Regions from separate parts of the Homo sapiens genome. Here region 2 is linked to region 1. A link is an interaction called in ENCODE POLR2A ChIA-PET data of the cell type or tissue named here. Cell type or tissue: Caco-2. All regions are shown on one strand. Links, peaks and the distances in the headings refer to the core of each region. The heading gives the core; the rest is flanking DNA.

The links. ChIA-PET counts read pairs that join two places held together with the same protein. Peaks named below come from ENCODE experiments on the same cell type or tissue, not always from the same donor. Only the 100,000 strongest peaks of a DNase experiment are listed, where the experiment ranks them.
Region 2: POLR2A ChIA-PET joins it to region 1 with 10 read pairs; 1 of 35 experiments calls an interaction of 5 or more read pairs at or near these places.

The regions. Positions count from the first base shown.
Region 1 is chr12:114,839,487-114,843,888 of GRCh38, reverse strand. No RefSeq gene overlaps it. Among named protein-coding and RNA genes, the nearest start is that of TBX3, 160 kb to the right of the region's middle. In Caco-2, for the core only: no CTCF peak of the experiment used is centred there; a DNase peak (open chromatin) is centred at 2,168.
Region 2 is chr12:115,312,345-115,316,746 of GRCh38, reverse strand. LOC124903082 (a long non-coding RNA gene) reads left to right here. Exons shown (of 11, transcript XR_007063592.1): 8 at 2,460-2,563. Among named protein-coding and RNA genes, the nearest start is that of LINC02463, 570 kb to the left of the region's middle. In Caco-2, for the core only: no CTCF peak of the experiment used is centred there; a DNase peak (open chromatin) is centred at 2,606.

The DNA.
Region 1 (4,402 bases), core at 118-4,117:
GTGAGACTGTGGCCCCCTACAGGGTCCTAACAAGCCTGCCCAGGGGAAAAGGCTGCCTGCCCCATCCCTACATCCCCTCAAGCCTTGGATAAATCCCCCTTCCCCCAAATAATTACAGTTGTGCAGCTATAGCATGAATGTTTGTTTCTCAACAAAACTTAAACACTGTCTATGTGAGAAAGGAACACTTCTCTTAACAGAAAAGTCAATCAATGTTGTTAATAAACAATGTGCATGTTATCTGGGAACAATGGGCACTACAAGGCCCACCAGGTCACTTGGCCATCCTAGAGAAGCGTGTTTCTGGATAATCCCAGAGCCCTGGCCAGGCCTCTGCCACCGGTCTCTGAGAGTTAAATTAGTCTCATTATTAAGTAGTGGATGAGATCAGAATTGTGGAAGAGGCCCCTTATAGACTAAATCAGTCCTCAGCCAGAAGCAGAAGGAGCGAGGATGTGATGGCACACCCTCATTCTTTAGCACATGTCTGCTAAGGGCTTCCTCAGTGCCAAGCCCTGACCTGGGTCCTGGAGCTGCAAAGGTCAAGTGTGAGATGTTCTCCTGATTCCCTTGTGGTCCACATTCCAGGGGCACCCACACACTCGAAACCCTGCTTGAACTGGGTTTTCAAAGTGCCAGAGGGTCACAGACACAGTGGTTTATAGCAGGGATTTATTCCCCCCAGCTAGGGTGTGGAGATTGAGCAAACACTGGAGAAAGGACACCATAAGCAGTGGGAACGGTACGTGCAAATGCAGAGATGAAAATCCCATGTATCTGGAGAACTACAAGAAGATCCGTATTGCTGATGGTCAGGCATTCCAGAGACCACATCCATGCATCCACCCACATTAGAACATAAACTCCCTGGGGTTAAGGATCTTTTCTTTGGTTCATAACTATAGTGCCCAACACATAGTAGCTGCTCAATAAATATTTGTGCAATGAATATATCCAAACATCTACCAAGAATGTTCTAGAAGAAATATTCTGCCAGGAAATTAAACACCAAAAAGAACACAGACCCAGCTTTCTAGGTGCTCACAAACTAAAGTAGGTGGTTACAGGTAAGGAAATGGACAGCTGTCATACAATGTGACAAATACTAAGATTTGGGAGCAACTAAAGTGAACGTCTTGGTGAATCAAGTAAAAACCCTAGAGAAAGTGATGTTGGCCAGGCACAGTGGCTCACACCTGTAATTCCAACACTTTGGGAGGCCGAAGCGGGTAGATCACTTGAGGTCAGGAGTTGGAGACCAGCCTGGTCAACATGGAAAAACCCTGTCTCCAATAAAACACAAAAATTAGCTCTGTCGCCCAGGCTGGAGTGCAGTGATGCAATTTCAACTCACTGCAACCTCTGTCTCCCAGGTTCAAGCGATTCTCCTGTCTCAGCAGCCTCCCAAGTAGCTGGGATTATAGGTATGCACCACTATACACAGCTAACTTTGTATTTTTAGTAGAGACAGGATTTCACCATGTTGGCCAAGCTGGTCTCGAACTCCTGACCGCAAATGATTCACCTGCCTTGGCCTCCCAAAGTGCTGGGATTACAGGCATAAGCCACTATGCCTGGCCATTTTTTTTTTTTTTTTTTAGACAGAGTCGCTCTGTTGCCCAGGCAGTGGTGCAATAATGGCTCACTGCAACCTCGACCTCCTAGGATCAATCAATCCTCCCACTTCAGTTTCTGGAGTAGCTGGGACCACAGGTGCATGCCATCATGGCTGGCTAACTTTTTTTTATTTTTTTGTAGAGACGGGGTCTCACTATGTTGCCCAGGTTGGTCCTGAACTACTGGACTCAAGTGATCCTCCCACCTCGGCCTCCCAAAGTGTTAGGATTACAGGCATGAGCCACCAAGCCTGGCCACAAATGAGAAAGCCAGGCCTTCAGGTGCAAAGTGCTCCCTGTACAGGGTCATAAGGCTTAAATCACACAGATAACTGAGACTTGAACCCAGGACCATGAGAGCAATGGAGGCGTCTTGTAGCTAGAGAAGGCAGGTAAAGAAAGGAACAGAGGAGGCAGGTGAGTCACTTTATCTACATGCATGTCTTCCTGGCTCATGAATGCAAACCAAGGCCTGGGTAATTAAGGTGGAATGAAGGTGGGGAGGAAGGAACAATAGGACTCATTCTCCACCTACTTGGATATGGTGGTTACCATGGAGACCAATCAAGGTGATGGGACCAGAGATCAAAGACCTCGGGATTTTCTCCTCCACCCCAGTTGAAAGCTCCACTGTTGTAGCTATTGGAGAACCAGAGAACACAGTTTCTTGTCTCAGTTAAAGAAGAGACAGTCTCATAGCATCTGCTTCTGAAGCTGGGGGTAAGACGGGGTCAAATAGTTGTGCCCTTTAATGATTATGTTTTGTTATCTTTGATTTTTTTAAAACCATGCTTGTGAAAAATTCAAGCAATGGATACTAAACAAGTACGCACTAAAAAGAAAACTCTCTCTCCTAATTGGAGTCTGAGCATTGACACTTTCTAAAAAGACACATAATAAATGGAAAGCCGTGGCTGCCATTGTGAAGAAAAACTGGGAGGCTATGGACAGGAAAAGGGAGGAGTCTTCCCTGTATATCCTTCTGTGTTTTTGATTTATTTTTTAATTGAAAAAATATAAACTTCAGATTAAAATAATAAATATAATTTTAAAACTGAAAAAGTATAAGATTTAACCAACACTTAAACATTGGTTATATATCTTATAGACCTTTTCTCCTTGTATAGAAACATAGATATTTAATGTATATAATTATTAACTAAAGATGAAATTATTGGAGGAACTTGTACCAGTCTAGCTCATTCTTTTTAAAGGTTTCATGAGGCCGGGCACAATGGCTCATGTCTGTAATCCCAGCACTTTTGGAGGCTGAGGCAGGAGGATCGCTTGAGACCAGGAGTTTATGACCAGCCTGGGCAACATAAGGAGACCTTGTCTCTACAAAAATAAAAAAATTAGCCAGGCATAATGGTGCATGCCTGTGGTCTCACCTACTCAGGAGGTTGAGGCAAGAGGATCACTTGAGCCTGAGAGTTTGAGGGTGCAGTGAGCTGTGATCATGCCACTGCACTCCAGCCTGGGCAACAGAGCAAGACCCTGTCTCAAAAATGAAAAAAATGTTTGGGAACTTCTGTTAAAGCACGATCTAGTCAATCTGTCCATGGACAAGTAGGTCCCTACCTTTCTTTAAACAGAGAATCTAAAATTTTGCCCCTCCAGTTTTATGAGCTCACCTAAGTCATCTTGATCTAAAACAGAGCAGGGCAGCTCCTTGGGGACATCAACACGAGGCCAACTCAAAGCTTGAGCATTTTGACAACTGAGTCAGGTAGGCCCCACAACCTGGTGGACAGATGCAAGAGCTCTTGAATCAGACTCTTTAGCCCCAAATCTGGGCTCTGCCCTTTACCATCATGGGGACTTGGGGTAAACCCCGACATCCTCATCTCTTAAAAGGACACCAGGGTGTCTATACCAAAGGGTATCTTTTGAGAAGCAAATGAAAAAAATCTGTATGTAACACCCAGCCTACTGCCTGGTATAGAGTACATAAGCACCCAGAAAATGACTGATTTTAGTATCATTATCACCATCGTATTATTACTTCCTCCGGGATGACCATTAGCTAAGCCTCTTTTCATCCACCCCCTCACTCAGGACATGCTAATGGAGTGCCTAGTGTGTACCCATCTGGGGTCCACTCTGGAAAAAGATGAAAGCTCACATCAAAAGAGAACTGTAGGCCGGGCATGGTGACTCACGCCTGTAATCCCAGCACTTTGGGAGGCCGAGGCAGGTGGATCACCTGAGGTCAGGAGTTCAAGACCAGCCTGGCCAATGTGGCGAAACCCTGTCTCTACTGAAAATAAAAAAATTAGCCGGACGTGGTGGCGTGTGCCTGTAGTCCCATCTATTTGGGATGCTGAGGCAGGAGAATCGCTTGAACCCAGGAGGCGGAGGTTGCAGTAAGCCAAGATCGCACCATTGCACTCCAGCATGGGCGACAGAGTGAGACTCCATCTCAAAAAAAAAAAGGGGGGATCTGTAGCCAGCACTGGCTCCAGAGCCCAGAATTTCACTTTATGCTTCTGATCTGAGGTTGGCCTAAACCAGCCCTTCCAAAAAGAAGAGTGGGGTAGGAGGGAACTTACCTAGAGTTCAAAGTCCCTGATTACGGCTCCAACTACTGGGACAAAGTGTTTGTTTTCAGGACTCTGGAAGATGTGCCCAAAGGAGATGTTTCAAGAAAAATTTCAGGTAGGTCCAGGAAGGACTTCCAGAGGCATTTTACTCACACCTACTTCTAAGCCAGTGGACTCACATGGGAAAATCAGTGTGGATTCAGGCTTAAGTGAAATCATTACGGGCCAGTGCAGCAGCACACG
Region 2 (4,402 bases), core at 150-4,149, 470 kb before region 1:
TCCTTTCTTCTTTTCTTCCTCCCTTCTTCCCTTCTTTTCTTCTTTATTTCTTTGCTTCCTCTCTTCTTTTCTTTTCCTTTTCTTTTCTTTCCTTCCTTCCTTTCTTTCTTTCTGTCTCTCTTTCTTTCTTTCTCTCTCTCTTTCTCTTTCTTTTTTCTCTCTCTCTTCCTTCCTTCCTTTCTTTCTTTCTTTCTTTCTTTCTTTCTTTCTTTCTTTCTTTCTTTCTTTCTTTCTTTCATTCTTTCCCTCCCTCCCTCCCTCCCTCCCTCCCTCCCTTCCTTCCTCTCCTCTCCTTTCTCCCTTTCTCTCCCTCTCTCCTAGTAAATTGTAGGAGTTTCTTATATCGTTTGGATATCAACCCTTAATGATATATACAGCTATGGTTTGCAAACATTTTCTCCCGTTCTGTTAGTTGTATTATCATTTTGAAGTTTTTTTGTTCTGTGAAGAAGGTTTTTAGTTAGATATAGTCCAATTTGTCTGTTTTTGCTTTTGTTGCTTGTGCTTTTGGTGCCATATCCAAGGAATCATTGCCAATGTCAATATCAAGGACACTTTTTCCCATTTTTTCCTAGGAGCTTTATAGCCTCAGATCTTAATTTAAATATTTAATTCATTTTAAGTTTGTTTTTGTGTATGGTGTAAGATAAGGGTCCACTTTCATTCTTTTGCACATGGATATCCAGTTTTACCAACACCATTTATTGGACAGAATACTCTTTCTCTAAGTGTGTTCTTGGGACCCTTGTCAAATATCAATTGACTATATAATCACAAGTTTATTCCTGGGCTTTCTGTTTGTTCCATTGGTCTACATGTCTGTCTTTATGCCAGTACTGTATTGTTTTAATGCCTGTAGCTTTGAAACATATTTTCAAATTAGGAAGGGGTGATGCTTCCAGCTTTGTTCTTCTTGTTCAATAGTGCTTTGGTTTCTGGGTAACTTGTGGTTCCATAAGAATTTTAGAATTTGTTTTCTATTTCTGCAAAAAAAAAATGCCATTGGGATTTTGATAGGATGGTATTGAAACTATAGATAGCTTTGGGTAGTATAGACATTTTAAAAATATTAATATTAATTGTATCAGTCCATTTCATTTAGTTGTTATCCAATAATCTGAAGACTTACTGAGGATAAGAATTGTGTCAGAGTATTTCCCTTTTATCTTTCTTGATTAATGGGCTGGTGCATAGTAAATATTAACCAAATGAATGAATGCAGAGATGAAGATTAAGGGCCTTGAGGAGGGTGGTGGAGCTGGAATTTGGACCCAGCTCTATGTAAGTTTAGAATCTCTGCCCTCCCTAAGAATTAATTTTTGCAGGCACCTGAATTCACTCATATGTCATTGAGAAGAGGCTATGGACTCAAAAGACTGGAGTCCTTTTCTAACAGCTTTGAAATCATAAAATGAAAAGAATGAAGATTTCTTTTAATATATTGACAAATTTTGGCACACCATAGAAGGGGTTTTCCTATGTTATTGGAGATACTTCTAGGTCATGCATTGTCATAGCAGAACTACAAATACTTAATTATTTTTCTACCTTACCTAAAATGTGTTTACCACTCTAGCAGGTTGCTCTCCTAATGACTGCTATGAAACAGAGCCATGGGTTCTTTGTACGTCCCAGCCTACTAGAGTCAGGTGGAGCCATGTGTCCAATTCTGTCTATTGGGCTGAGAGAAGAGGGAATACATGTCATTCCCATGCCAAAGCACACAAATCAGATGTGGGTTCTCCATGAGCTCTCTTCCCCTTCTGTGGTGACCATGGCGGACTAATATTGCAGATGATGCAGCTAAGACTAAGTAGTCAACGGATCCTGCCATCATCCTGGATCCTTGAATGGCTATGTGGAGCAGAGCCCCCTTACATTACCTGCTGGGCATACAACATGAATAAGAAATCAACCTTTATGATATTGAATCACTAAAATTCCAGGGAAATTGTCTGCAAAATAGTCTAGGCTCTTTTGAATAATTTAACTCCCAACAGAACAAGCCAAGTTTGTTCTCTCATGGGGATCTTTGTTAAAATTGATGGTCTTTCTGAATTATTTTCTTTTTCTAGCAATTCAAATTGTACCCAGCTCCCACCACCCATTTAACCTGTGACACCGTCATTGGCAGCCATAGTCAACAATGATTTCTTCCTGTAGTTCATTCATTTCACAAATATTTCTTGAGTATTTATTATGTGCCAAGTAGATTAAATAAAAATTAATGAGCCTAAGTACTAAGGTAGAGAAAGTACATGTTTCCTGGCCTTAATACCTCTCTAGGACCTTTTTAGTCTCCGATTACCTTATTTTTTCACAATGTGTTTATATGATCTTCTGCTCTAGTTTTATGAGTGTTTGGCTGGCCAGGGAGGATCCTGATGTTCTTAAATAACCTTTCTTTTATGCCCTTTTCTTCTCTCTTTTCTCTTCTCTGTGAATTTTTGCTGCCTTAGGCTGTCAAATAAACACATTGCTAGGAGGATCACCTCAACCTGTAGGAACTTCCTTCCTGCCAAGAAGCTGGTTCATTCATCACCAAGCATCATCATCATGGAATGTAAGTGCACGCTTTGCTCTGGGCTCTCACTCCCACTGGGACTTTGACCTGGACTCAGTCAGCTGCTTGATTTTCAGAAAGGAGGCTGACCCTGTGGGGTAGACAAAAGCTTGTTTTGATAGTCATCACCACGTGGAAGCTGTGTGTATGTGCCAATTTACACAGCATCAAGGTTTTAGGTTTGCTACATGGAGTTTGGCTCCATCAGGTAAAGCACTGCAGGTTTAGGGAAGCTTAGTTTTTCCTGGCTTTGATGCTCTCCTCTAGACGGAAGGGACTTGTAACAGCTGAGTTGAGAGGTAACCCGTGATACCCGGCGCCCAGATTGGGGAAATGCCCTGCTTAATGTAGCACAGTGAGTGGGGATGGGAGCTGGAACTAGAAGCCAGGACTCATGGGTCCTAATGCAATGTGCATCCTTTCATATCATACTCTCTGGCTACACTTTTCAGGACAAATATTATAATTATTTCAGCCTCCCTTATGAGGCAAAATTATCTAAATAAAAATAATAACTAATAACAATAATTTCTACCATATAGTTAACACTCAGTCTATACCAGGCTTGAACAGGGTAGACCATATACTAAGAGGGTAGTAGGCCCTCAACAGGTAATAATTGGATGGGTGAATGAAAGACAGCATAGCAAAGTGCTTAAGAGGAGGGGTGGGGTTCAAATCCTGGCTCATACAGTTACAAGCTGCAAGACTTTAGCAAGTGAACACAACCTCTCTCTGCCTCATTTTCTGCAATGTTCACATTGGCATAATAATATTGATAACCATTGAAAGGATTGAATGAGGTGGTGCAAGCAAACACTTACTGGCATGCAGTGGGTGCTTGATAACGGGAAACCAATTACTACCCTTATCATCATCATCGTCATCGTCATCATCTTCACTCTTGCTTAGAGGGAGGAACAGAGAAGGTTAAAGTTAGAGGCAGGAAGCCTACTTAAGATGCTATTGTAATTATCCACTCAGTATCTCCCATTACTGAGCCCTTTCCACCTGCCAGACACCGTGCTAAGTGCTTGATGTGCAATATCCCTGGTAACATCATTCTGAGTTTTATGTGTACATTAGACAAAACAAACAGCAAGCAGGATTCAAAATATTTGTCCCCACTCCATAAACAAACCTGCCTGTGTCATCACCATGAGCCTCGTCTCAACATCCTAACTTTGTAAGGCATTTTCCAAAATCAGAGAAGACTCTGCACAATAGAAATTTGGATGCTGGGCCACTGAGAGTTTCACAACTTGTGTCCCCAAAGTATAGTGCCAGCCACCATTCTTCTATGGGGATTCTAGTTTCATGAACTTTATCACAGGGGTTGCTGGAGAAAAAGTCATAGATGTGATAGATGCCTTGAAGCCAGAAACAGCTGTGCCCAGTAGCATCAAACATGAATAGGACTCTGAGTCAGTCTCATATTCTTTTCTCATAGGGACCAGAGTTTCTCTTTCACCAAAGAAAAATGCTTAGGGAAGGAAGCGTTACCCTGCCATATGTCAGCCTTGACAGATAAGCCAGTGCTACAATGGATTTACCAATCCCATGACATTGTATAAAAACTTTCTCAGACCTAGCCACAATTTTGGTATTCTTTCTGAGGACTTTGGAGAGGCAGACCGATCCTTTCATTGGTCATCTGAAAAAAAAAAAAAAAAAAAAAAAAAAAAGAGTCACTACCAAGTCGGTGGGGCTGAGCTGGGGTCTGTGGAGAAATTTCATGTATAAGTTTGGTAAAGCTTCCAGGTCTTCTGGATCCAAGGCAGATCTTGACAATTCAGAACAGTCCTGTGAATTGCTCTGAGGCCATCTCCATGTAGTTCT